4 separate regions of the Homo sapiens genome follow, and all the other regions are linked to region 1. A link is a contact called in ENCODE Hi-C or POLR2A ChIA-PET data. All regions are on one chromosome and are shown on one strand. Each heading gives the region's core, a stretch centred on a gene start or an enhancer-like site at or near the end of the contact. The rest is flanking DNA. Distances are from core to core; before and after follow the strand shown.

Region 1 (6,233 bases), core at 3,564-6,063:
ACAGAGCACAGGACGGAAGTGGTTCTGCATGGGGTATAGTGAGGCCAGGGAATAGCAATGCATTCCTGTCCGTGAGTCCTGGCCATCAGGCCTTGGGGTGGCCTCACCGAACCCCCACTCCAAGCTCCGTTCAACAGAAATCCAGGAAATGGGCCGGAGAGGCTGGGAGACCACCCAGGAGACCAGCCCGAGGCCGCGCCCTGGATCCCTGAGCCCTCACTTTTGTAATTAAGATAATAAACCTGTGCTGGCTGTGCGGGCACACACCTGTCATCCCAGCACTTTGGGAGACCAAGGCGGGCAGATCACCTGAGGTCAGGAGTTCGAGACCAGCCTGGCCAACACAGTGAAACCCCATCTCTACTAAAAATACAAAAATTAGGCTGGGTGTGGTGGCTCACAGGTGGATTACAGGGTGGCCTGTAATCCCAGCACTTTGGGAGGCCAAGGAGGGCAGATCACAAGGTCAAGAGATCGAGACCATCCTGGCCAACATGCTGAAACCCCGTCTCTATTAAAAGTATAAAAATTAGCTGGGCATGGTGGTGGGCGCCTGTAGTCCCAGCTACTCGGGAGGCTGAGGCAGGAGACTCGCTTGAACCCAGGAGGCGGAGGTTGCAGTGAGCTGAGATCACGCCATTGCACTCCAGCCTGGGCGACAGAGCGAGACGCCGTCTCAGAAAAAGAAAAAAATAAATCAAATAAAAAAATAAGAATAAAAATACAAAAATTAGCTAGGCGTGGTGGCAGGCACCTGTAATCCCAACTACTCAGGAGGCTGACGCAGAAGAATCACTTGAACCCGGGAGGCAGAGGTTGCAGTGAGCCAAGATTGCGCCACTGTACTCCAGCCTGGGCAATAGAGTGAGGTTCCATCCCCCCCAAAAAAAAAACAAAAAAAAAGGAAAAGGAAAAATAAATCTATGGAACTGCTCATGGGGAGGAGGGACGGCCTGGCCCTGCCACTCATGTTGACGAAGAAGTAAACTGAGGCACGGCCCTTCCCTCCCCCATCAGAACTGAAAGGTGTCTGAGGCCCCAGCAGGCCCTCTGCATGAGATTCGGTGGCTCTGAGGGCCTCAGATGTCCTCACTCCCCCCCCCGTTTCTCCTGCCAGGCTCAGAGTATCATTTTCAAAATGGTAACCAGCAAACCAACGTGATTCTCGCACAAAGGCAAGGTGAGCCTGTTCCTCGCTCACCCTGAATCATTCATGAAGGAGGCAGCTGGCCTGCGGGCTGGGATGGGAGACAGGAGAGGAGAAAAGACAGAGGCTGGGCCCTGCTCGCTAAATAAATCAGGTGCCCACGGGAGCCCCTGGGCGTCTTCCCGCGCTGGCGTTCTGCATATGACAGCTGACCTGTAAATTGCTGGGCCCTCAGCCATGGTTACTGTCAGGCCAGCCCAGGAAGGACACTGGTTTCAGGTGACCTGGGTGAGGTGGAGGCGGTGGGGGGGGTTCCTGGGACCAGGCCGCCATTGCAAAAACAAACGGCCTGCTTGTACCTGCTATCGCCCTCTAAGCTTCAGGTGGTGGGTGGGGCTGAGGGGCTGAGAGGTGGCCCCAAAGAAAGACAACCACATCCTAAACCCTGGAACCCGTGAACAAGGCTTCATTTGGAACACCAGTCTTTGAAGGTACCATTAAGTGTCTTGAGATGAGATCATCCTGGAGTCTGCAGGTAGACCCTAAATTCCGCGACATACATTTTATTTTTTATTTTTACTTTTTTTTTTGAGATAGCGTGTCACTCTGTTGCCCAGGCTGGAGTACAGTGGCGTAATCTAGGCTCACTGCAACCTCCGCCTCCCGCGTTCAAGTGATTCTCCCGCCTCAGTCTCCCGAGTAGCTGGGATTACAGGAGCAAACCACCACGCCCGGCAAATTTTTGTATTTTTAGTGGAAACGGGCTTTCACCATGTTGGCCAGGATAGTCTCAGGCTCTTCACCTTGTGATCCGCCTGCCTCGGCCTTCCAAAGTGCTGGGATGACAGGTGTTTATTTTCGTTTTTGTTTTTTAGAGACAGAGTTTCACTCCTGTTGCCCAGGCTGGAGTGCAATGGCGCAATCTCGGCTCACTGCAACCTCCGCCTCCCGGGTTCAAGTGATTCTCTTGCCTCAGCCTCCCAAGGAGCTGGGATTATAGGGCATGCACCACCACGCCTGGCTAATTTTTGTATTTTTGGTGGAGAGGAGGTTTCTCCATGTTGGCCAGGCTGGTCTCGAACTCTGACCTCAGGTGATCCACTCACCTCGGCCTGCCAGAGTGCTGGGATTACAGGTGTGAGCCATTGCACCCGGCCAGACACTGTCTTAAAAAAATAAAAATAAAAAAAGGTACTGGACAGGTGGCTGGTCATGTGGGGCTTGCGGGGTAAGGGATGGCCTTGGGTTTATACTTTGAGCAAGACAGGAGGCCTGGCGGGGCCACGATCAGAAGTGGGTTTTAACACGATTCCGAAGGGTTAGACTGGTGCTTGGAACCTGGTGGTCTCTACTGCTGCCAGCTGCCACTCAGACCCCCGGCCGCCCCTGCCTGTCTGCTTTCAGGGCGGGGCCCATCCCAGGCACTCCGCGAACAGACAGAAGCGGCTGGTTCTGGTGGTGTGAGGATGGGGGTCTCCAGGGGAGCAAATCCACAGTAACACACTGGGCTTCTCCCAGATCCACCGGACATTCCTGATGAGTGACCCTGGCTGCAGATGGCTCTTGGTGAGTCTCCGTTGACCGGGTGGTTCGGGCCAAAGGACCTTGCCGTGCGATGCCTCCATGGAGCTCGGCGGCCACCCCTAATCCGGGCTGGAATCCTCTGGCACCAGACGCCCGGCGGGGCTCCAAGGCTCCTGGGCCCACGCCAGGCCCCGGCCTGAAACGCAGCACTGCTGGAATAAAACACGCCAGAGAAGCAGGGCGCTAGGCTCGCCTGGATTTGGGGAAACGAGAATTGTCATGTCTTCTCCCTCCGTAGGTTGGTGTTAATGAAAAACCCCCTTTTCAGCATGGACTAAATCCCGCTAATTCTATTTAGGGAGCAGTGTCTACTCCGGGCCGGGAACTGCTCCGGTTTCCAACCGCAGCCTCCCGTGAGGGTCCCAGTGTGGAGGGCCGGGGTCATCCCCTCACTCTGGGATGGCTCCCAACCCGCTGACCTGGCCTCCCCGTCAGGCACCCTCACAGCTCTGTCAGACTCTTCATGTGATCAGCGCTCCTGGGAACATTAGTTTAGGGTGTTTTCTGCTGCTGGGATGGTGGCCCGGGAGGGACCCTCCTGGTGACCCTGCTGGGCCTGGCCCTCAGTTTCCCCAGCCGTAGGCTGGCAGCCTCGAACTGTACGAGCTCCAGGCCACAGTTTCCCCAGCTGTAGGTCAGTGGGCCAGGGACTGTAGGGGGCTCGGGCCTCAGTTTCCCCAGCTGTAGGCGGGTGGCTTGGGCCTCAGTTTCCCCACCTGTAGGCGGGCGGCCTTGGATTGTATGGAGCCCGGGCCTCAGTTTCTCCAGCTGTAGGCGGATGGCCGTGGACTGTGTGTGGCCTGGGCCTCAGTTTCCCCCGCTGTAGGCAGATGGCCGTGGACTGTGTGTGGCTTTGGCCTCAGTTTCCCCAGCTGTAGGCGGATGGCCGTGGACTGTGTGTGGCCCGGACCTCAGCTTCCCCAGCTTTAGGCGGTTGGCCGCGGACTGTGCAAAGTCCAGGCCTCAGTTTCCCCAGCTGTAAGCGGGCGGCCGCCCACTGTACAAGGTCCAGGCCTCAGTTTCCCCAGCTGTAGGTGAGAGGCCGCGGACTGTACAAGGTCCAGGCCTCAGTTTCCCCAGCTGTAGGCGGGCGGCCAAGGACTGCAAGGTCCAGGCCTCAGTTTCCCCACCTGTAGGCGGGCGGCCGCGGACTGTACAAGGTCCAGGCCTCAGTTTCCCCAGCTGTAGGTGAGAGGCCGCGGACTGTACAAGGTCCAGGCCTCAGTTTCCCCAGCTGTAGGCGGGCGGCCGCCTACTGTATAAGGTCCAGGCCTCAGTTTCCCCAGCTGTAGGCGGGCGGCCGCGGACTGTACAAGGTCCAGGCCTCAGTTTTCCCAGCTGTAGGCAGCCGGCCGCGGACTGTGCGGGGCCCGGACCTCAGTTTCCCTATCTCCGCAGTCGGGATTCGCTGTTCCGGGGCGAACAAAGAACGGTCGGGGGTGACCCCGGATCATGGCGCGCCCGCAGTATCTGTGGCCACTGTGGAAACAGCCCTGGCGTGTCCGGGACGCGACGCGGCCTTTCCCTCCCCGCGCGATCACCCAGATGTGAGCGCTCAGTTTGAATCGGACTTTTTGGCCATGTGCCCACAACCAACATGGAGCCCTGAGGGTTTCCTGCCCGACTCCAAGATGGCGATGCGACTCCCTTTGCCCTCACGGCCCAGGCGGGCGGGTCCTGCCCACTTGCAAGATGGCGGCAGCCTGGGCAAAGCACGCTTCCCGCCGCCTGACTCGCCACGTACCCACTCTCAAGATGGCGTCTCCCGCAAAGCCACGCGCCAGCTGACTGGCTCAGACGCCGTCACGTGATCCCATTTTCTCCCCCTCCCCCGACTACACAAGCCGTTTCCGCCTTCGGCCTTGAGGAATAACCGCCTCCCCCAATAGGCGCCTGCGATTTCTCTGGGTCCCGCCCCCGGGCGGCCTTCTGGCCAGTGGGAGGTGCTGGCGGGGGCCCGCGGGGCTCTCCCCGCCCCCTGGCTGCAGCGGGAGCCAATGGGCAGCGCGCGCGGGGGACGTGTGCGGGCGTCTCCGCCATTTTGTGAGTCTATAACTCGGAGCCGTTGGGTCGGTTCCTGCTATTCCGGCGCCTCCACTCCGTCCCCCGCGGGTCTGCTCTGTGTGCCATGGACGGGTGAGTCGCACGTCGCCCCGCGCCCCACCGCCCTCCCCGCGCCGCAGCCCTGCCCCCGCCGCCGCGCCGGCCTCCCCGGGGCCGATCTCGCCCCCTCTCGGGCGGGAGGGGGCGGCGGGCTCTCCCCTTCCTCTCCGCGTGGCGGGCGCGGGTGCGGGGCGGGTCAGGGGCTTCCCGGGGGTCTGGCCGCGTCCCCATCCCCCGTCCGGCCCGCTTCCGGCCCCCGCGCGCCCCGTCCCTAGCGCACGCGGCCTCCCGCGCCCCTCCCCCTCCGCGCGCGTCCCCGCACTTCGCCTTTGCCCCGCCTCGGCGGCGCGCGGCCCTTCCCGCTTCCCGTCCGGCCCTCGCGCGCCCGGATGGCCCTTCCCGCCTCCCGTCCGCTCCCCTCGTGCGCCTGCGTAGCCCGTCGCGCGTCCCCGTTGGCCCCAGCGCGCGTGCGCGGCCGCCATCGGGGGCGCGCGCCTTTCCCGCCGCCCGGACTCTGCCCCCGGCGCAGCCCCGGAAGCGCAGGCGGGGCTGGGGCGGCCGCCGGGAGGGAAAGCTGGCGCCGGGGCCTCGCCGCGGGCCCGAGTCTCTGCGCTCCCCGCCCTACCCCTGCCCCCCGTGCGCCCCGGGCCGCGGCCAAGGGGTTTCGGTGATCTCGGGAGAGAAGCGGCCGCCCCGAGGGTCTGTCCTCCGCCCCGGGGCCGGAGGGGCCTCTCCAGGGACCCCCGCGGGCGCCGTCATGGGGAGGGGCCTTCCCGGCTCTCGGGCCGGGGCAGCCTTTCCGGGCGGCTTTGCTGGGCGGGCTTCCCTTGGGAGAGGTGGGAGCCCCCTCCAGAAAGGCCGTGTCCCGCCGAGCGCTTCCTGCGCGAGGCCCTCCCTGGGAATAGGAAGCGGGAGAGGCTGGAGATGTTTCGCATTCTTTCCGTTTTCCTGAGAAGTTTTTCTTGGGTTCAGTCACTTTTAAAAGTCTGTTAAACGTGGTCCGTGCAGTCTGTGGTGTCAGAAGAGGCGCAGCCCTAGAGTGGGTCTGGACCCCTTAGCATGCGTGCGGGCAGGTGGGTCCTGCAGACGGCGAGACGAGGGCTCCCCGCTCTCGGACCCAGCACCGCGGGCTCGGGGGCCGCGCACTCGCCTCCCGGAGTGAGGCAGGAGGCCCGGAGGCTGCCCTTCCGACGGACGCTCCGAGTCACTTAGGGCCTCGCCGGGAGTTGCAGTGGCCGGGAGAAGCCGTGGGGAGCTCACTGTTGGGTCAGGACCTGGCCGGGGCTGAAGGGAGGGCCTCGGACAGTCCGGCTTTCTATCCACCTTCCCCCCGGGGTGTCCCGAGGAGGGAGAGTCGGGTCGGGCGGGGCTCGGGTTGATCAGTAACTGAGGCTGTGTT
Region 2 (6,478 bases), core at 1,380-3,879, 470 kb after region 1:
TGCGCGCCCCTTCCGAGACGGCAGGCTGGAAAGGGGGCGGATTTGTGAATGGGCCCACGGGGCCCAAGACAGACGCGCGGGGAGCAGGTTCGGGGACTCTGACTGATCCCCGCGCCTCGCCGGGCAGGGGCGAGCCCCGCGCGTCGGGCCCGGAATAGCAGTCTCGCCCCCGCCCGGCGCGGCTATTTTGAGCTCCTCCGTTGGGGCCGAGGCGCGGGGGCGGCGGGAGGCTGGGGGTCGACACGCAGGCTGCGTCCTCGCCCCGCGAGATTGGACCCCTCGAGGACTGTGCGCTGTGGCCGCGCAGGGCTGGGCGGCGGGGCCCCCTCTCCCACGCGAGGCGTCTGCGTGGAGCGGCGGCACCGGGAGCCCGGCCGCTCGAGCCAAACGCCGCGGACGGAGCGAGGCCGCAGCGCCCCCTGGTGTCCGCAACGGGCAGCGCGTCCCGGTCGGGTCCCGCATGGTCAGTGGCCAGCAGGGGTGGATGAAGGGGTCCCAGCCGCCTGAGACCCCCGGTGGGGACACAGGATCGCGGTGAGATACCTGGGAGTCACGGGTGCTCGCAGACGCAGCTGACCCCAGAGGCACAGGTACCGACACAGGTCCACACCTGGAAGCCGGTGCACAGTGCTCGGCACAGATGCAAAGCGGCAGGTGTGCGCAGGTGCGTGTCAACGCCACCCTGGGAACCCAGGATGGCTGCGGACACTCACGGAGCCCGCACCCAGGAACCCGCTCGTAGTAAGCGCTTAATAACTAGGCACTGGCTGAATGAATGAATGAATGAATGAACACGGCGCTTCGCAAAACCAGGAAAAGGCAGAGGCTCACAGAACCAGGGAACGATGGGCTGGGGGGAGCGGCAAGAATTACGCAATTATGCAGGGGCCGCTGTGACTACCAGGCACCCCCTCCAACTCCCCCCCTACAAGGGCTGCTCTGGGTCAGAGAACGTCCACCGCGCTGACTGCTGGGGCTGGGGGCTGGGGGCGCAGATCAGAAAGAATGGGCCTGAATTGCTCCCAGGCTGGGCATGTGGCGCCCGCGTCTGGGGCTCCAGTGGGTGGGTGGCCCCTCCCGCATGGACGGCGGGCGCAGGGGAGCTCGGTGCTGATGTCTCTCTCCTTTAATAACCACCCTGCGTGAGTGGCTGACGCAGCAGCCGGCTGCCGCTGACGGGGAGTGGGGCGGCTGTAGTGGGGGGGCCCGAGGTGCAGAGGGGGTGGTGATGAATCACACAGCTGCTGCCTGGGGGAGGGGGTCTTGAGCCCATGAGGGGTCCCAGAGACCTTGTCACTGGAGACAGCGCCCCTGGCTACCCCCACCTCGATCCACTTGAGGGTGGAAGTGAGTCTGAGGTCAGGAGTGGGGCCGGGATTTCCCTGGGATGAGCAGCAAAGCGGGGGTCTCTGTACGCCAACTTCCCCCAGCTTGTCAGCAGAGGGTCATCCCTCCGAAGACTTTCTGGGGCAGAGAGGCAGGGGTCCGCGCTGGCTTCTTCCACCAGGGCTGGGGGAGGCGGCGGCATGAGATGACTCCTGGGCGAGGAGCAAGTGGTGGCCATAGAGGGCCCCCCAGAGGCTTTGGGGCCGCCGAAGAGTAGTGAGTGAGGGTCCTTGTAAAGCTGGTTCTCCAGATGGCGGCGGCTTTAAGACTCCCCTCCGCCAACCAGGCTCAGTAGGGGAGGCCTGTGGAAGGAGAGAAAAGGCCTGGGTGGAGGAGCAGAGTGGGCCTGGCCCCGCGTGGGGAGCGAGTGCGCCGTTGCTGTGCAGCACGGTGGGAGGGGAGGCCGAGGGCCGGGCGGAGTGCTGGGGTGCAGTGGGGACTCGGGGTGTCCGCCTGCACCCGACAGCAGGGACGCACAACACTATCCGGCCAGGCGAGTGTGGGGGTGTGGGCCACGCACCCAGCCGTGATAATCGCGGTTCCAGTGGGAGTTAGGCTTGGGTGCGGGTTGGAGTTTGTAGGCAAACTGGGTTGCGTAAAGTTGGGGTGCACCAAAGTGTGGCGATGTAGGAAGAATTGGGATTGCGAATATTGGGGTTCGCATGAATGGGGTTGTCTCTGTTGGGGTTTTGGTGGGCATGGGGTTGATGGCAGGAATGGAGTGCTGGGGTGCTGGGAAAACTGGGACGTCGGTTGTATTGGCAAGAATATCACGACAGGTGTCGGGGTTCAGATGAAGTTGGGATGTCTGACAGCCGGGTCTTGGTTGGGTAGGGGATCTGGGCTAGGTTGTTATGTCGGGACTGCTGGAGCACAGGCAAAGTCGGGGTCCCAGTGACACCCAGAAGTCCCCATGAGGCCTGAGGCCTGGGAATCGGGGCTAGAGGCCCATTTGTTCCCCGCCGCAGGCCAGGGAGCAGGCACGCGTAACTGGGTCAGCCCCGCCCCGCCCCGCCGCGCGCTGGTCACGCCCCCTCGAGCGCGGGTGGAGGACTGCGGACTGCAAACGTCTCGGCCAATAGTCGAGCCCGACACCAGTCCGCGGGAGGGGGCGGAACCGAGATAGACTCGGCCCCCAGCTCATGAATATAAGACGCAGGCGCGCCCTCTGATTGGCCCAGGATGTGTAGGGGGCGGGGCCCGGCGGAAGCGTATATAAGGCCGGGCTCGGGGACGCCCCCCCCTCACTCGCGCGTTAGGAGGCTCGGGTCGTTGTGGTGCGCTGTCTTCCCGCTTGCGTCAGGGACCTGCCCGACTCAGTGGTGAGGGCCCTGGCTGCACCGGCTCCGAGGAGCTCGGGGCGGCGGGCGGCCTGCGGCGGCCAGGCGAGGCGGGGCCGCAGCGGCACGCCCCTGGGAGGGGGCGGGCCCGGGGTGGAGTCCGCCCCGCCGGCGGCGAGGGACAGCGGGAGATTGGGCCGAGTAGCGGCCAGAGGGCCTCTCCCCGCCGGTCCGGGCCGCCGGCGACCCGGTTGCCGCCGCAAAATGGCGGCCGCGAGCTCGAGGCTGTGCCCAGCGAAATGGCGGGAGCGCCGAGTTCCCGGATGGAGTGGCGCAGGGTGCGCGCGGGGCGCATGCGCACGCGGCGGGGGCGGGGCCACGTGGCGCCCCCGGTCTCCAGGGCCGCTTTCCCGGCCTTGGGGCTGGAGGTATCCACACACCAACGCTTTTGCTTACCGAGCCTTAGTTTCCTCCTTTTCCCATTGCGATTGCATGAGGGAAAGGACGGCCTCGTAAATCTTGGGTAGGCGTGGCCCGTTCTAGTGTGGTTCCTCGTCTGCCACGTCGTGCTTTGCGCCCAAAGTTTGGTCCAAGTTGGCACAGCTCCCAGTGCCAGACTTCCAAGTCTAGTTCTCAGAGCCACTGGGTGGCGGCCATTCCCAGCCAGTGAATGCTTTGTCTGTGTCAGCACTGACCGCCCCCTTAAATAGCCAGTTCTCCTAAATGCCACTTCCCCTGCCTGGAAATCCTGCCTTATCACTTCCGGGGCCATCCCTTCCCGATTCCCGGCCTAGGTCCTGGCTATGGAAGTCAGTACCTGCCCTGAGGTGCCCCCCAGGACGGGGCGGCCTCCCTGACAGCCAGCCCCCCCCCCAGTCTCAGGAGGCATTTTACAGTGAGCAGAAGCACGTTCTGGTCCAGCAACAAGTAGATGTCAGTTGGTTAGGGTAGGAGTTGGCACCCGTTCGGAAATAGGAGAACCTGAGAGTGCAGTCCTGCCCAGGGCACAACTGGAAGGCTGTGGGGGAAGGGAGACACCCATTGTGGAAATGGGTGCGGCCTGCCTTCAGTCTTGGGGGTGGATGGAGTAAATTATTTGAATTAAGAAGTCCTAGGTGGCTGGGTGCGGTGGCTCACACCTGTAATCCCAAAACTTTGGGTGGCCAAGGTGGGAGGATTGCTTGAGCCCAGGAGTTTCAGACCAGCCTGGGCAACAGAGCAAGACCCCATCTCTACTAAAACAAATTTAAAAAAATTATCCAGGCGTGGTGGTGTACACCTACAGTCCCAGTTTCTTGGGAGGCTGAGGTAGGAGGATTGCTTGAGCCCAGGAGGTGGAGGCTGCAGTGACCCCTGCACTCCAGTCTGGGTGACAGTTAGACACACTGCCCCCGACCCCAAAAAAATAAGTCCTAGGTATGAGTTTGAGATAATGAAAAATAAAAATCTGATTTTCTAATATTTCCCCTAAAAAACACATGTCATTTACATAAAATAGGAAGCGGGGAGAGGTGGTGAGAGATGACCCCTGTTGAGGATTTCATTGGTGTCTGCCACAGGCCGCCATGGCATCAGATGAAGGCAAACTTTTTGTTGGAGGGCTGAGTTTTGACACCAATGAGCAGTCGCTGGAGCAGGTCTTCTCAAAGTACGGACAGATCTCTGAAGGTGAGGCTGCTGCTGGGCCCGCGGCCCTGGGCGGGGGGGCTTGTGCTCCTCCTACCTGGAAGTACAGCTGGGTGCTGACTGCAGACCTCTCTCCCCTGCACAGTGGTGGTTGTGAAAGACAGGGAGACCCAGAGATCTCGGGGATTTGGGTTTGTCACCTTTGAGAACATTGACGACGCTAAGGATGCCATGATGGCCATGAATGGGAAGGTGAGGATCAGGGTGCTGAGCAGGAGTCCCGTCTCGAGGATGGGGCACCCACCTGCTAACCCGTCCCGCCCTCTGTCTCCAGTCTGTAGATGGACGGCAGATCCGAGTAGACCAGGCAGGCAAGTCGTCAGACAACCGATCCCGTGGGTACCGTGGTGGCTCTGCCGGGGGCCGGGGCTTCTTCCGTGGGGGCCGAGGACGGGGCCGTGGGTTCTCTAGAGGTGAGTGCCATGAGTGGGTCCCTTGGGGATGCTGTGAGGTACTGCTGGTGGGAGCTGGTACTCACTTTTTCCTGTATGTGCAGGAGGAGGGGACCGAGGCTATGGGGGGAACCGGTTCGAGTCCAGGAGTGGGGGCTACGGAGGCTCCAGAGACTACTATAGCAGGTGAGGGGGAGGCCGGCCCAAGCACAGGGGTGGTTGCGGGATGGCCAGCTTCCGTCCCGGGTCCCAGGTCCCTGGGGGAGCTGAGATGAGACTGGCTGGGCAAGGAGCAGAGGCAGGTGGGGACCCAGGCCAAGAGGAGAGGAGACTGCTCAGGACATTCGCAGAAGCGGGAGGGCCTGGGGGACAGGCTGGTGGAGATTTTGAACAATTTCCAAGATGCTGCCCTGCTGGGGTCCTTGTTGTGTCCCCAGAAGGGACGGCTGGCATGGGGGCTGGCGGCTCAGCCTGTTGTGGCAGAGCAGAAGTAGACGGGTACCTTCCGGTACTCAACGTTTGTCTGTCTTGCAGCCGGAGTCAGAGTGGTGGCTACAGTGACCGGAGCTCGGGCGGGTCCTACAGAGACAGTTATGACAGTTACGGTAAGTCACACTCCGAGGGCGCCACGCTGCTGTGGCCTGCGGTGGGAGCTCGGTTCACCTTGGTGCCCTCTCCAAGCACTTTAGGCTGGACACTCAGACCTTGTCACTGTGCTTGCCCAGAAGAGGCGCATCTGTCCTCTCAGAGCCATTTCTATCGCAGGACGCAAAAGCCAAATGAGACTGACCAAAAAGGCAAGGGAGAGCGAGGGCCCGCTGGGCAGTCAGCTAGGTGCATGTGTGGCCGCAGGCCAGCCTCCCTCGGCTGTGGGGGGTGGTTGCTCCCCGGCCGCAGGCCGCGCCCTGGTCTGGCCTCTGGGGTGAAGCTGCCTCTTGTTGCTTCGGTGCCTTTACACTGTGCCTGCTTCTTGTCCTCAGCTACACACAACGAGTAAAAACCCTTCCTGCTCAAGATCGTCCTTCCAATGGCTGTGTGTTTAAAGATTGTGGGAGCTTCGCTGAACGTTAATGTGTAGTAAATGCACCTCCTTGTATTCCCACTTTCGTAGTCATTTCGGTTCTGATCTTGTCAAACCCAGCCTGACCGCTTCTGACGCCGGGATGGCCTCGTTACTAGACTTTTCTTTTTAAGGAAGTGCTGTTTTTTTTTGAGGGTTTTCAAAACATTTTGAAAAGCATTTACTTTTTTGACCACGAGCCATGAGTTTTCAAAAAAATCGGGGGTTGTGTGGGTTTTTGGTTTTTGTTTTAGTTTTTGGTTGCGTTGCCTTTTTTTTTTTAGTGGGGTTGGCCCCATGAAGTGGGTGCCCCACTCACTTCTCTGAGATCGAACGGACTGTGAATCCGCTCTTTGTCGGAAGCTGAGCAAGCTGTGGCTTTTTTCCAACTCCGTGTGACGTTTCTGAGTGTAGTGTGGTAGGACCCCGGCGGGTGTGGCAGCAACTGCCCTGGAGCCCCAGCCCCTGCGTCCATCTGTGCTGTGCGCCCCACAGTAGACGTGCAGACGTCCCTGAGAGGTTCTTGAAGATGTTTATTTATATTGTCCTTTTTTACTGGAAGACGTACGCATACTCCATCGATGTTGTATTTGCAGTGGCTGAGGAATTCTTGTACGCAGTTTTCTTTGGCTTTACGAAGCCGATTAAAAGACCGTGTGAAATGAACCTTGCTC
Region 3 (7,064 bases), core at 560-3,059, 310 kb before region 1:
TGGGATCAACACTGTGTCCCCAGCTCCCCGGAAGCCCCTGCAGCCATCTTCCTTCCCTCTACCTGTCAGCCGCCATCCTGCCTGTAAAGCCAGGCCCCGCTTTGCCTCTTCTGTGCGGCACGGGAAGGGGACGGTGCACTCATGAGACCTCCCACCCTGCCTGTGAGATCAGTCCTGGTGTGGGTGACAGCTGTCCATCACTCACTTCTGTTGCTGGGCAACGTTCCATCCCATGAAGATGCCATGATTTACTCAGAGCTTCTAGGCTGCTTCTAGCTCGGAACAACCGCAAATAATGCTGTGAACACATGTCTCTCTTGTTTTATTTATTTTTTTCTTTTCTTTTCTTTTTCTTTTTTTTTTTTTTTTTTTGAGACAGAGTTTCACTCTTGTCACCAGGCTGCAGTGCAATGGCGCGATCTTGGCTCACCACAATCTCTGCCTCCCGGGCTCAAGCGATTCTGCTGCCTCAGCCTCCTGAGTAGCTGGGATTACAGGTGTGCGCCACCACGCCCGGCTAATTTTTGTATTTTTAGTAGAGACGGGGTTTCTCCATGTTGGTCAGGCTGGTCTCGAACTCCTGACCTCAGGTGATCCGCCCGCCTTGGCCTCCTAAAGTGCTGGGATTACAGGCATGAGCCACCGCGCCTGGCCTCTTGTTTTATTTTTGACACAGGGTCTCATTCTGTGCTCAGGCTGGAGTGTGCAGTGACGTGATCACAGAAAGGAAACCTCAGAGCAGAGTTGGGTCTTCACATACGGTGGCCAGGAAGGCCCCCTGAAGAGGTGAAACGTTAGCAAAGGCCTGGAGGAAGTCAGGACCTCTAAGGGATGCCCAGCTGTGCAGACATCTACGGGGTGTCTGGGGAGGGCACCGCTGTGCAAAGGCCCTGGGGCAGGACCGCACCTGGCGAGGCGGAGGAGCGAGGAGGAGGCCAGGGTGGCTGCCGCAGGGTGAGGAGGGGAGAGCAGGAGGAGGGAGGGCGGGGCTGACCCAGCAGGTCGTGAAGGGCCCTGAGGACACGGAGAGGACACAGGGTTTTACCCTGAGCAGGGTGGGAGCCACGGAGGCCTCTGCTGGAGCAGAGGAGGGCACGGCCTGAATTGGGTTTGAAGGAATCGACTGAGGGTAGGAAGGTGGGGGTAGGGAAGCCCGGGGGAGGCGAGCACACCAGCCCAGGTGGGCACCACGGGGCCTGGGCTGGGGGCTGCTGTGGGATGGTCAGGAGTGGGTGGGTTCTGGGCCTGTCTTGAAGGCAGAACTCACAAGATTTTCTGAGACGCTGTGGGGTGAAGGGGAGTGAGAGGAGGGGAGGGTCCTGGAAGGGCGGGTGCAACCTCAACCCAGCGGAGGACCCTGCTGACCTGCTTAGTTGTTTATGGAGGGTCATTGCCGTGCTCTACCACGTAACACACGTACACACACACACACAGGTGCACGTTTACACCACGTGGGTGCGCACGATGAGGCACACACAGGCAGGCGCGCACACACACGCGTGCTCACATAGGAACACGAAGAGGCAGGAGCCGGGCGTGCCCGAGCCCCGTGGCGCCCTGGGCATCCCAAACACCGCCTGCCCAGAACAGGTGCGCAGTGAGTGCCTGCTGAGCCAGTGAGTGGAATGAAGCTCTACAATAGTCCAGATGACAGACATGACTGCTGTGGCTGCTGCCGATCCAAGTCCCACCGTTCTTTTCTCTAGAGACAAGGTCTCACTCCACCATCCAGGCTGGCGCGATCACAGCTCACTGACGGTGGAGAAGGGTGATCAGAGAATGGTGGGAATGAGGCGGCCCTGACCTCCTGGGGTTAGCGATCCTCCCACCTCAGCCCCCTAAAGCACCGGGAGGGCAGGTGTGAGCCACGGTGCCAGCCCCAAGTTCCCGACATTCTTTCCTAAAACACATCCTCCGGCTGCAGATGAGGGTGCGACAGCTGGGAGGCAGCTCCCAGGAGGCCGGGTTCCTCCGATGACCTGCTGTTTCTGTGTCCCTGGCACACGGCACAGCAGGAGAGGGGGAGGCCAGGTGTTTGTGGCTGCTGCCACCGGCCCGTCCAGGGTCAGCTCATGCTCCCAGCCTCCGTGATCTGCCACTCCCCACTTCCCTGAGGCTGCTCACTGCTGTCCTTTGTCCGGCGGCCAGCCCCCTGACTCAGACTCACGCGCCCTGCTGCTGCCCGCCCCTTTGTTCCCGGGAGACTCTAACAAGGAAGGCTTGTTCTTCCCGCAAGGACACAGAGAACCTGCCAGCTCCCCTCCATCCTCATCCAGAGAGAGCCTGCTGTCCCCGTGGGACAGTGAGGACAGGACCAGCTCTCAGGCTCTGCTGGGCACCCAGCCCATGCCTGGCAAGTCCTCATGTTACAGACGAGGACACCGAAGCTCAGAGGAAGGAAGGGCTTGTATTCCGAGGATTTGGGGGGCTGGAGAGGGGTCCTAGTGGGCTCTGCTGTAGCCTGCAAGGTCCTACAAGCCCAGGTCCTTCCTGCCCTCTCTGGCTGCGTTGGTCCCTCCGGACTCAGCCTCTGCACTCACCGTACATTCTGCCTGATACACCCGGTCCAACTCCCTCCCCCTCCAGGAAGGCCTTGCTCAAATCTCTCCACCTCCAGGATCTTCCTTGGACCACTGATTGATTGATTGATTTTTTGTTTCTGTTGTTTTTCTGAGATGGAGTCTTGCTCTATCACCCAGGCTGGAGGGTAGTGGCGCAATCTCGGCTCACTGCAACCTCCGCCTGGTGGGTTCAGGCGATTCTCCTGCCTCAGCCTCCCAAGTAGCTGGGATTACAGGCGCCCGTCACCACACCCAGCTAATTTTTGTCTTTTTTAATAGAGATGGGGCCGGGAGCGGTGGCTCACGCCTGTAATCCCAGCACTTTGGGAGGCTGAGGCGAGCAGATCACGAGATCAGGAGATCGAGACCATCCTGGCTAATACAGTGAAACCCCGTCTCTACTAAAAATACAAAAAATTAGCCAGGCGTGGTGGCAGGCGCCTGTAGTCCCAGCTACACAGGAGGCTGAGGCAGAAGAATGACGTGAACCCGGGAGGCGGAGCTTGTAGTGAGCCGAGATTGTGCCAGTGCACTCCAGCCTGGGCGACAGAGCAAGACTCCATCTCAAAAAAAAGAAGGAAAGAAATAGAGATGGGGTTTCACCATGTTGGCCAGGCTGGTCTCAAACTCCTGACCTCAAGTGATCCGCCCACCTCAGCCTCCCAAAGTGCTGGGATTACAGGTGTGAACCGCCATGCCCGGCCTATCGGGACCACAGATTTGATCCTGCAACCTGCCTATCATCATGCTGCCTGCCCCCTTCCCTGCCTTTTCCTTCTTCCCAGCAGCACTCTCCACGCCTCACCTATTGCAGCGGCGGCTGGAGCTGCTCATGCCAGCTCCTGAGCCCACTGTGAAGTTCGCGGCGATCTGTGAGCTGGTTGGCTCATGTTGGCAGCCACGATGGGAGTATTTACAACACAGGGGGCGGCGTGCGCTGCAAGTGAGGGCCTTTTCCCTTGGAGAGCCAGCTGTTCAACATTTCTCCGCACAGCACCACTTCGGTATTATGCCCGAGGTTTATGGCATAACTAGCCTGGCTCATGGTCTCTCTTCCCTGCTGCTCACTAGAATGTAAGCTCCTTCGGGCCGAGGTCAGCCCACCTTGCACTCTGCTGTCTCCTTGGCACTTAAAACAACGCTTGGCATACAGCAGGCACTCAATAAAGATGTGCTGGCAGGGCGCATGACGTGTGCCTGTGGTCCCAACACTTTGGAAGGCCGAGGCGGGAGGATTGCTTGAGCTCAGGAGGCGGAGGTTGCAGTGAGTGGAGATCGCACCACTGCGCTCCAGCCTGGGCCACAGAGTGAGACCCTGTGTCAAAATAATAACAAGCATGAGGCAGGGGGGATCAGCTGAGGTCAGGAGTTCGAGACCAGCCTGGCCAACATGGTGAAACTCTATTAAGGGAGGAGACCATCCCTCATATTGTCTTATGCCCAATTTCTGCCTCCAAAGAAAGAAGTAAAAACTAAAAGGCAGAAATGAAATCCACAGGCAGACAGCCCGGCGCTGTGCCCTGGGCCTGGTAGTTAAAGAGCGACCCCTGACCTACTGGGTTACGTTATCTATAGATTCCAGACATTGTATGGAAAAGCACTGTGAAAACCCTTGTCCTGTTCTGTTCCGATCTGATTGCCGGTGCATGCAGCCCCCAGTCACGTACCCCCTGCTTGTTCAATCGATCACGACCCTCTCACGCGGACCCCCTGAGAGTTGTGAGCCCTGAAGAGGGACAGGAATTGCTCACTCGGGGAGCTCGGCTCTTGGGACAGGAGTCTTGCCGATGGCCCCGGCCGAATAAACCGCTTCCTTCTCTAACTGGGTGTCTGAGGAGTTTTGTCTGCGGCTCTTCCTGCTACACTATCTCTACTAAAAATACAAAAAAAAAAGGCCGGGCTTGGTGGCTGAAGCCTGTAATCCCAGCTCCTCGGGAGGCTGAGGCGGGCAGATCACGAGGTCAGGAGATCGAGACCATCCTGGCTAACACGGTGAAACCCCGTCTCTACTAAAAATACAAACAATTAGCCGGGCGTGGTGGCAGGCGCCTGTAGTCCCAGCTACTCGGGAGGCTGAGGCAGGAGAATGGCGTGAACCCGGGAGGCGGAGCTTGCGGTGAGCCGAGATGGCGCCACTGCACTCCAGCCTGGGCGACAGAGCGAGACTCCGTCTCAAAAAAATAACAAGTAAATCAGTGTGGAACTAACGAGCGCCCTCGTCCCTCGCGCTGCTGGGACTGACGTCCGGGTACCCCCAACGCAACCACGGCCTCCCGGTGACCCTGACCCGCGAAGCGGGCCGGAAGCCCCGCAGCCCCTACTCCAGAATCCGCGTCCCGGAACCTGGATCCCCGACCGGGCCCTGCGGCCCCGACCCCCGCAGCGAGCCCAGCGCCGGGGAACAGGACCCGGCTTCCCAGTCTCCGCCCGGGGACACCAGGCTCCTTGGGCGAACGGCCAGGCCTCCCGGGACCAGCGCGCTGGAAGACTCGCGGCGGGGACGCCCCCTCGGCCGCCCCGTGCCGGGCCCCACGCAAGGGCAGCCGGGGCGCCCCGCAGTGGGAACGCGAGGAGACCGACCACGGGGCGAGACAGCCGCCAGGGCGTCCGCGCCGCCCGCCCCAAGCCCGCATCAGCCCGCCACGAACTCGGAGGACCGCGGGCTAGAGCGGCCCCGCCAGCGCGCAAAGCCTTGTGGGCCACACGCCCCGGCGCCCCGCGCTCCGCGGCATGGCGGGAGTTGTGGTTCAGCTGCGGGGGCCGCGCGGGAGCTGCCGGGAGCTGTGGGCGGGGTGGGTGCGCGCGCAGTGGCAGGGCCAGTGAGCTGCACCCGCGGAAAAGGAGGGGGAGCGGCTGGTCAGCTGCGCCCTGCGGGTCGAGAATGTCATCAGCAGGGATGGCGGCGCTTTGAGTGCTGAGCGCGGCCCCGACCGGGACCCCCTACCCTTGACCCACCCTCGCAGGCCGAGCCCCGACTCCCGACCCGCCGTCGCAGCCCGCGGCCCCGACCTCTGACCCGCCCTCGCAGCCCGCGGCCCCGACCTCTGACCCGCCCTCCCAGCCAGACCCTCTACGCCCGACCCGCCCTCGCAGCCCATGGCCCATCGGCCCGGCAGTGGACGCAGAGCCTCGGCCCCGTTCCCTCCCCGGACCCCCCGGACCCGCTCTCCGTCCTCCCTGCAGAGCCGAGGGCCTTGGCCCAGCCCCGCATCCTCCCCGACCGTGCTCGATCCAGCCCGGGTGTGCTGCACCCGAAACAGGCTCCCGGGGGCCGTCGGGCCTGTGGGTGACCGTGCAGGCCAGGATCTCCCCCTTCCCAGTCGTGACAACCACAGATGGCCCCAGATGCCACGTTAGGGTTAGTGCCTCCTGGGGGCGGGATTGCGGCCGGGGGAGAACCACCCTCCCAACCCGTTAGGAACTGCAGGGACGGAGAGCGCGCTCGGGATGTCCAGCACTCAGCGCGGGTTGGGTGGCGAATGGAGAGCGAGTCGTCCTCAGAGGCCGCCGGCCTGCAGGCGAGAACCCTCCCAGCCAGGAGGCTGCGGCTCTGCCTGAACCCCGACCCAGGGCGAACACCCACATTTGGCCCCTGCCCGGTGCTGAGAGAGGCCAGAGCGGCGTCCCCAGAAGCGGAGCGGGAGCCCCACGTCCGGCGGCCACGATAGAAAGAAGAAAAGAAATGGGTGGTAGTAAGTAAAATAAATCGTATGAAACATAAAACAAGGCCGGGCGCGTTGGCTCACGCCTGTAATCCCAGCACTGTGGGAGGCCGAGGCAGGTGGATCACCTGAGGTCAGGAGTTTGAGACCAGCCTGGCCAACATGGCAAAACCTCGTCTCTACTAAAAATACAAAAATTAGCCGGGCGTGGTGGCGCATGCCTGTGGTCCCACCTACTTGGAAGGCCGTCACAGTAGAATCACTTGAACCCGTGAGGTGGAGGTTGCAGTGAGCCGAGATAGCACCACTGTACTCCAGCCTGGGCGACAAGAGTGAAACTCCAGCTAAAAAAAAAAGAAAGAAAGAAACGTAAAACAAAGATGTATCTTTATCTTATTTAATCCACTGTGTCCAAAATACTATCCTTTCGATTCATAAGCAATACATGTTGAGATGCTGTACACTCTTTGTTCACGCTGAGCGTTCAGAGCCCAGTGTGTATTTTGCACATTTGTGTCCACTTCCTAATTCTCACAGGAAATATTCAACCTGCACTTCAGGCCACTAAAGTTCTAGTTGGAAAAGTGGCTTCACAAACCCTAGCTGTTGCACATGTTTTCCAATAGCTGCGTCCGTTTCTAAGTTGATATTCGTGTTAGAAAGGAGGCTTCAGGGCCAGGCGCGGTGGCTGACACCTGTAATCCAGCACTTTGGGAGCCCAAGGTGGGCAGATCACTTGAGGTGGGGAGTTCAAGACCAGCCTGACCAACATGGGGAAACCCCGTCTCTATTAAAAATACAAAAATTGGCCAGGCGCGGTGGCTCACGCCTGTAATCCCAG
Region 4 (6,970 bases), core at 3,042-5,541, 380 kb after region 1:
ACTGGCCTGCTCTGGACACGTGACCACACGTCTACCCCCCATCTGTGGACTGCCCTGCTCTGCACACGTCACATGAACGGAGTCACGTGCCGTGGCCTTTTGCGTCTGGCGTCTCTCCGCAAGCACGTCTCCGCAGAGCATCCATGCCGGGCGCACAGACGACAGATCTAATCTCCGCCTCCTCACGGGGCCCAGGAGGCCCAGGGCGAGAGCTGATGGGGCCCACGCATCCGAAATCCCCGTCTTGGCCAGAACCCCAGGTTTGCCTTCGCCCGCAGGGCTGAGCCCTCTCCTGAGTCCTGGGCCCTGTGACGGGTGACCACACCTCCCAGCAGGGAGGCAAGGTGACCACGGGGCTGGCAGTCTGCTCTTCGTCCCAGCCCGAGGGTGCAGGTGCCGGCCAACCTCCCGGGGGTTGGGGGCGAGAGTGCAGAGGCGAGGGGCAAGGCTGAGAGTCCACCCACACTGCCGGGCGGACAGCGGGCAGGCCAGGACGAGAACCAGGTTGGGGTGACCTCGCTTTTAGGCTTCAACCCGGCAGCTGGACACACCCAGCCCTCCCCGTGTGCTGTCTGACCACACAGCCCTCGGCTGTGGAAAAAGTGACTGGAGGTATTCCAGGCCTGCCCGCAACAAATCACACACACATGCACACAGGGACAGGCCACACACGTGCACACAACACACGCACACATACAAAACACACGTGCACAAGACATGCACAAGCAGGGGTGCATGAGAACACGCAGCACGCACACAACACACACAACGGACACGTGCATAACGGACACAGGTGCACAGGCAACATGCGGGCACACACAACATGCACACAAAGTACACGTTTGCATGAGCACGGGTGCAAAGGTCATACACATGCACCCACAACACAAACACACACAAAATACATGTGTGAGCAACACACGCAAGCATGGGCACATGGGCACAGGCAACACACACATGAGCACACACACAAAATACACACAACCACCAAAATACACACACACAACATACGAGGACAGGCACACAGGCACGGGCAACACACAAAATACAGACACACATAACCGACTCATGAACATGGGTACACACAGGCACACACACAACACAAACACGGGTGCACAGGCACACACAACACACAAACACGGATGCACAGACACGCACACAATGTGCACCCATAAAACACACGCGTATGAAACACACGAGCAACACACACATGCACAGGAGCACACAGCCACAGGCACGCACATTCACACACACACAACGCACCCACATCCGTACAACACACACACAGAACGCGCACACGTCCGTACGACGCACACACAGAATGCACGTGCGTACGTACAATGCACACAAAGAATACACACATCCATACAACACACAGGCACACAACACACATGTGCATGCACATGGCGCAACATACAGATACACAAAGACACGTGTACACACACATGCAGAGTCCCCAGGGCAGCGCTGGCGTCATGGGGGGCTGCCTCCACACCGCCTCCAGGAGTGTTTACAGCTGTGGATTACATGATACCGCCCCCTTCCCAGAGCTGATCCCACCCCCCAGCATGGGGGCCCCCTGGGAGGGGGCCTCTGGGAGCCGGACTGGTTCTGTCGACACAGTCGCCTCTTTGTTCGGGGCAGAGCTCACTCTGGCGGTGTTGGCGTTTCCGCATGGGCCCTGCCGGAGGGGCATCCGTGACTCCGCTGGAGCCGGGTTGGGCCAAGCCCAAGCTGGTCACACCCCTCACACCCCTGGGGTTGGGGGAGGCCTTAGGCAGCAAGTGGGTGGGGGGTCTAGGGGTGGCTGGCGCAACCTCTCTCCACCTCGGTTTCCCCGCCAGGTGAGAGGGCAGTGACTGCCCATGGTCACGCGGCTGGAGAACATGCACCCTCTCCTCCGCACCTGCACACCTGGGTGCCTCCTGTCTAGCCCAGACTCCAAAGCCAACCAAGAGTGAATGGATGAACGGAGAGGCCAGACCCCAAAGCAAACTGAGAGTGAATGGATGAGGGAAGCTCCTGCTGCCTCTTCTGTGCTCTGACAGGCTCCCTCCCCCTGAAGTCCAGCCCCTGCCTGCACAGCCCCCTCCACACCAGGGCCCTCCTGGCTCCTGGCAGGTGTGGGCAGATGTCTGCCGGGATCCTCAGAGTTAAACAAAAGCCTCCTCCCTGTGCTCTGAAATCACACTCCAGGGGCTGGCAGGCGCCTTCCAAGTCCTTCCCTCTCCAAGGACGAGAGCCTGCCTGCGTCTCCTCTGCCGTCTCCCCTGCCGTGGGAGGCCCTGAGGCCCCCATCCTGCTGTTCTCCATCCCACCCACCAAGGGGTCCAGATCTCAAATTCGCCCTTTCTCGGCAAGAACTCTGAAGGTGGCCCGGAGCAGGCCACTGTGAGAAGCCATCACCCCACGACCAGGGTCACCCCTGGGAAAATCTGGGGCCGGGCAGCCAGATCCCTGAAGGCCAGAGGATGTCTGGGAAGAAAGGGCGTGGACGGCACCTGCTGGGCCTGCCACAAACTCTCTGGGTCCCATGTCCCCGCTGCTCCTCTTCCAGGGCCGAGTCAGGGAGAGACATCCCAGGGAGGGCACCCGAAACAGCACAGCACCCCTCAGTCAGGAAGCAGTGCCGGCTGCCCTGGCCCGGAGGAAGAGGCCTGGAAGAAAGTTTGAAGCCTGTAATCCCCGTGTAATCGGGCTGGCTGCCCACGGGGTCTGCGGCCCTGGGTCCTCGGCCCCTCCCATGCTCTTCTCTTGAACCTCGGCTTCCTCTGCCCCTCTGTAAAACACTCACTGCAACCGCCCCCCCCGCCCCGGCAAACTGGCAGCCAGCATCAGCACAGGCCAGCTCCGAGGCCGGGCACTCTCGCTGACAGGGCGTGCAACAGATGGCACCAAACCTATCCCGTCCCGTCCCAGCAGTCACAGGCAGGAAGGACGTTCTGAGCAGGCGGGAACAACAGGCATTCCGGGAAGAAGCAGCCAGGGGAGGCCCCGGCTACACATTTAAGAGATTTTTTTTTTTTTTTTTTAACTTTTCAGAATGTTAATCAGTTCATCCAGGGAGACACCCACCGTCCCTGCCCCAGCACCATCCGTGCCCGGCGTCCCTGGAGGCGCTGGGTGGGCTCTCCACAACGCCTGCCCCCCACGCCCCAGGTCAGTCTGGGGATTGGTCCCTCCAGGCCCCACCTGCCTTATTCTTCGGGACTCTGGGGTGGTGGGAAGAGTGCCCTACGGGGGACAGGACCCACCAGGAGGCCTGCGCTTCCCCTTCACCGACACACGCTGCTCCCGGGCCCCACTCGGGCCATCTCAGCCCGCTACCCTCCCTCCCGCCTGTCCCTGGAAGCCGGGTTTGAATGCGACCCGCACTCCCACCCCCAACACGCTCTGCAGACTCCGCCCAGACGGCCCCGGGGTCACCTAATATCAGCAAGCCCCCATCCCAAACCGGGGGACCTCCATGCAGAAACCGAAAAACCATCTGCCCCAGAAGAGAAGTCGGAGGCCCCAGGAGCGGGAGGGGCGGGGAGCAAGGGGAGGGAGGGAGACAGGGCTGCGCTGCGGGGCCGAGAAGGCAAGGGTCCTGGGACCGGGGACAAGGAGGAGGAAGGGGCACGAACGCCCGAGGAGCCTGGAGTCAGGAATCGGGGCGGCGGGAGAGACCGGGGGTCACTCCCAGGAAGGGGTCGAGGTCACGAGGCGCATGGAGTCGAGAGTCCCCAAAAGGGAAGGCCAGGATACCGAGGAAAAGCGGGTGCGGGGTCACCAAGGGGCTCGGGGGCACCGATGAGTGCGGGGTCAAGGGTTACCAGAAAACGAAAGGTCGGGGGTCACCAAGCTGCGCGGTACAGGGAGTCACCCGGAAGAGCGGGAAGGAAAGGTTGGGAGGGTTGTCGTGGAAGGTAGGGTTAAGGTTCACGGCAGGGGGTCGCCGGGGGGCGGGGGGGCAGGTCAAGGTTCACGGCGGTGGTCGCGGGGCAGCGCGGGGTCAACGTTGGCGGCGAAGGGCGGGGTCGGAAGGGGTCGCGGCGGAGGGCGGGGGTCCCGCCGCGCTCGCCCCCGCCCCACGGCCCCCAGAACCCCCAGCCCCGGGCGCAGGGGTCCGCGGGGAGCGCCGGACCCACAAGCGGGGTCGGGCCAGGCAGGGGTCGCGGTGGAGCCGGGGCGGGGGTCGCAACCAGAGCCTCACCTCGGGCCCGGGTCCGGCCGGGCGCGGAGCCCGCGGCGCCTGTTTCTCCGAGCCTCGCAGCTGCCGCCGCTCACTTCCGGGTTTCGGGCGCCATCTTGGGGGCCCCGCGCACTTCCGGTCATGCCGCGGGGCGGGGCCTCCACCTGCGGGGGCGTGGTCTCGGTTCGGGGGCGGGGCCACCTTCCAAGCCAATCCCTTGAGGTCCTTCCGCTATTCGGAAGGGGCTGGGACTCCTACGGCTCTGGGTTCGAATCCCGCCCTGCCTGGTTCTCTTGAGACCCCAGCATGTGCTTTCACCTCCTCAAGCCTCAGTTTCCTCTTCTGCACCGTGCTGGTGAAATGGAATCTGCTTTGTGGTACAGCATCCCCTTTTTTCCTCCTTCCTCAGAACCCCCTCCAAGCCTCTGCATGTGCCACGTCCCCCACTGGGGCTCACTCACCCGAGACTTTTAAACTGAGACTCCCTCAAAAGCTACTAAGACGATCACCAGCCGGGCGCAGTGGCTCACGCCTGTAATCGCAGCACTTTGAGAGGCTGAGGCGGATGGATCACTTGAGGTCGGGAGTTTGAGGCCAACCTGGACAATATGATGAAACCCCGTCTCTACTAAATATACAAAAATTAGCTGGGCGTGATGGCGGGCACCTGTAATCCCAGCTACTCAGGAGGCTGAGGCAGTAGTATCGCTTGAACCTGGGAGGTAGTTATTGCAGTGAGCTGAGATCGCACCACTGCACTCCAGCCCGGGCAACAGAGTGAGACTCCATCTCAAAAATAAATAAATAAATAACGAAATAAAATAAAATGAAATAAAATCATCACCTCTGGGCCTGTCAGACATACTCTCTCACGAAAAGTTATCTCTGTTCATTAATCTCTCTCCCTAACCAAATACAGTTCTGGACGCTTCAGCATGGTGACTGGCACATGGGGGTTTGGGTAAGTCCCAGGGGCTACCCCCAAGAGAGCAGGATCCTTTCAGGCAGGGCCACGGGGGCCTGAGGGGCTCCTCCTCTCGGTGGCTGTGGTGGGAGGCTGCCCTGCGTGGGGAGCTGGAGTCTCAGGGCACTTTTCCTGTGACTTGAGCCAGTGAAGGCAGATCCAGTGTGGGAGGCACCACCGCCTCCCCAGCCCAATTTCAGCCATGACAATACTGATACAGCTCCCTGGACCCAAGCAGCCACAAGCCAGAGGCCTCTGCCCCCATTCCAACCCCCTGAAACTAGAGTTGATTTCTCCATGACTTTGTTAATTCATTCAGTGACTTCTAATCGATGCTGCTCTGTGCTTGGTCATGAGCTGGGAAAACCCAGGGTCTCACAGAGGACTCAGCTGTCTGTCCCAACATCAGAAAGCCCCTGGTCTAGGGGAGAGAGAACCAGGACCAGACACTCCAATATGCGGGATCTCTGGGAGGGTTGAAATGTCTGCCTAGGGCTTCATAGAGGGCTGCATGCTGAAGAGTGTGTTGAAGCTGGGGTTTTGAAGTTCAAGTAGGAGTGTACCAGGTAGACAAGAGTAGGAAGAACAGTCCGGGCAAAGAAGGCCTGGTAAGGCAGATAATAAGCAGGTTTAAGATATTTTAGCACCTCTCTAAAAAACTGAGGCCAAAAGCCAGGCACGGTGGCTCACGCCTGTAATCCCAGCACTACGGGAGTCTGAGGCAGGAGGAACACCTGAGGTCAGCGGTTTGAGACCAGCCTGGCCAACATGGTGAAACCCCATCTCTACTAAAAGTACAAAAAAGTTAGCTGGGCATGGTGGTGCCTGCCTGTATTCCCAGCTACTAGGGAGGCTGAGGCAGGAGAATCGCTTGAACCCAGGAGGTAGAGGTTGCAGTGAGCTGAGATCACACCACTGCACTCCAGCCTGGGCGATAGAGTGAGGTTCGGTCTCAAAAAAACAAACAAACAAAAAACGGTGGCTCACGCCTGTAATCCCAACACTTTGGGAGGCTGAGGTGGGTGAATCACCTAGGTCAGAAGTTCAACACCAGCCTGACGAACATGGTGAAACCCTGTCTCTACTAAAAATACAAAAATTAGCCAGGCGTGGTAGTGGGTGCCTGTAATCCTGACTACTCAGGAGGCTGAGGCAGGAGAATCACTTGAATCTGGGAGGCGGAGGTTGCAGTGAGCTGAGATCGCGCCATTGCACTCCAGCCTGGGTGACATGACAAGACCCCGTCTAAAAAAAAAAAAAAAAAAAAAATTTCAGGCCAAGGACCCCTGTCATCAAACCCAAAAGCACAAGGGGGCAGATGGGGAAACTCAGACCCAGAAGGCAGAAGTGATATGTCCAGAGTGAGATGCAGAAGGCGCACAAGGACATTTTGTCCTTCAGCTCATTGGGGGTCTCCTTTACCCATGGTGACAGAACGGCGTCCACCTGTTGTGAGCTTTTCCTCAGAGTCCCGCAGAGCAGCCGGACCCGACAGAGATACTTCCCTCCACACTGAATCTCTTTTTTTTTTTTTTTTTTTTGGGACGGAGTCTGGCTCTGTCGCCCAGGCTGGAGTGCAGTGGCGCAATCTCAGCTCACTGCAAGCTCCACCTCCCAGGTTCATGCCATTCTCCTGCCTCAGCCTCCTGAGTAGCTGGGACTGCAGGCGCCCGCCACCACCCCGGCTAATTTTTTGTATTTTTAGTAGAGACGGGGTTTCACCGTGTTAGCCAGGATGGTCTCGATCTCCTGACCTCGTGATCCGCCCGCCTCGGCCACCCAAAGTGCTGGGATTACGGGCGTGAGCCAACGCACCCGGCCAAATCTCCTTT

Evidence for each region. A loop is a pair of places that touch in the nucleus more often than their neighbours do. ChIA-PET counts read pairs that join two places held with the same protein, here RNA polymerase II (POLR2A). Pooled maps may share reads with other maps.
Region 2: a loop to region 1 is called in a map of gastrocnemius medialis, with 3 times the contacts of the local background. The contact joins the promoter of CIRBP here to the promoter of PTBP1 in region 1. A Hi-C loop is called at or near these places in 5 of 168 maps with a recorded cell type or tissue (CD4-positive, alpha-beta memory T cell, gastrocnemius medialis, heart left ventricle and 1 more), 13 of 37 single-sample maps with no recorded cell type and 22 of 50 pooled maps. POLR2A ChIA-PET finds 5 or more read pairs at or near these places in 10 of 52 experiments (CD4-positive, alpha-beta T cell, CD4-positive, alpha-beta memory T cell, Caco-2 and 7 more).
Region 3: a loop to region 1 is called in a map of naive thymus-derived CD4-positive, alpha-beta T cell, with 20 times the contacts of the local background. The contact joins the enhancer-like site here to the promoter of PTBP1 in region 1. A Hi-C loop is called at or near these places in 2 of 168 maps with a recorded cell type or tissue (CD8-positive, alpha-beta T cell and naive thymus-derived CD4-positive, alpha-beta T cell), 1 of 37 single-sample maps with no recorded cell type and 9 of 50 pooled maps.
Region 4: a loop to region 1 is called in a pooled map, with 12 times the contacts of the local background. The contact joins the promoter of SBNO2 here to the promoter of PTBP1 in region 1. A Hi-C loop is called at or near these places in 2 of 37 single-sample maps with no recorded cell type and 9 of 50 pooled maps.

Annotation. Positions count from the first base shown.
Region 1 is chr19:792,639-798,871 of GRCh38, forward strand. PTBP1 (polypyrimidine tract binding protein 1) reads left to right here and starts at 4,814. Exons shown (of 15, transcript NM_002819.5): 1 at 4,814-4,867. The coding sequence starts at 4,860. RefSeq lists a cis regulatory region at 1-77, enhancers at 3,933-4,568, 4,221-4,560, 4,767-5,652, 5,653-6,233 and silencers at 4,473-4,827, 4,591-4,940, 4,951-5,130, 5,201-5,510.
Region 2 is chr19:1,266,703-1,273,180 of GRCh38, forward strand. CIRBP (cold inducible RNA binding protein) reads left to right here and starts at 2,630. Exons shown (of 6, transcript NM_001300829.2): 1 at 2,630-2,708; 2 at 4,226-4,334; 3 at 4,438-4,544; 4 at 4,627-4,765; 5 at 4,849-4,930; 6 at 5,279-6,478. The coding sequence starts at 4,232. The coding sequence ends at 5,741. It overlaps CIRBP-AS1 (CIRBP antisense RNA 1), which reads right to left and starts at 3,558. Exons shown (of 2, transcript NR_027271.1): 1 at 3,123-3,558; 2 at 769-1,688. RefSeq lists silencers at 1-506, 647-696, 2,307-2,516, 2,727-2,886, 2,937-3,246.
Region 3 is chr19:483,787-490,850 of GRCh38, forward strand. It overlaps LOC124904608 (a long non-coding RNA gene), which reads left to right and starts at 5,380. Exons shown (of 2, transcript XR_007067072.1): 1 at 5,380-5,919; 2 at 6,080-6,284. It also overlaps a transcript of CIMAP1D not described here. RefSeq lists enhancers at 1,867-2,385, 5,691-6,192 and silencers at 5,020-5,649, 5,720-5,769. Within about 2 kb of position 1,810, at least 6 of the 41 ENCODE cell types and tissues checked have a DNase peak (open chromatin) inside an H3K27ac peak, as active enhancers do.
Region 4 is chr19:1,169,977-1,176,946 of GRCh38, forward strand. SBNO2 (strawberry notch homolog 2) reads right to left here and starts at 4,292. Exons shown (of 32, transcript NM_014963.3): 1 at 4,196-4,292. It overlaps LOC102725180 (collagen alpha-1(VII) chain), which reads left to right. Exons shown (of 3, transcript XR_005647046.2): 1 at 1-260; 2 at 3,043-3,908; 3 at 4,584-5,017. RefSeq lists enhancers at 2,660-3,218, 4,603-4,652 and a silencer at 4,153-4,462.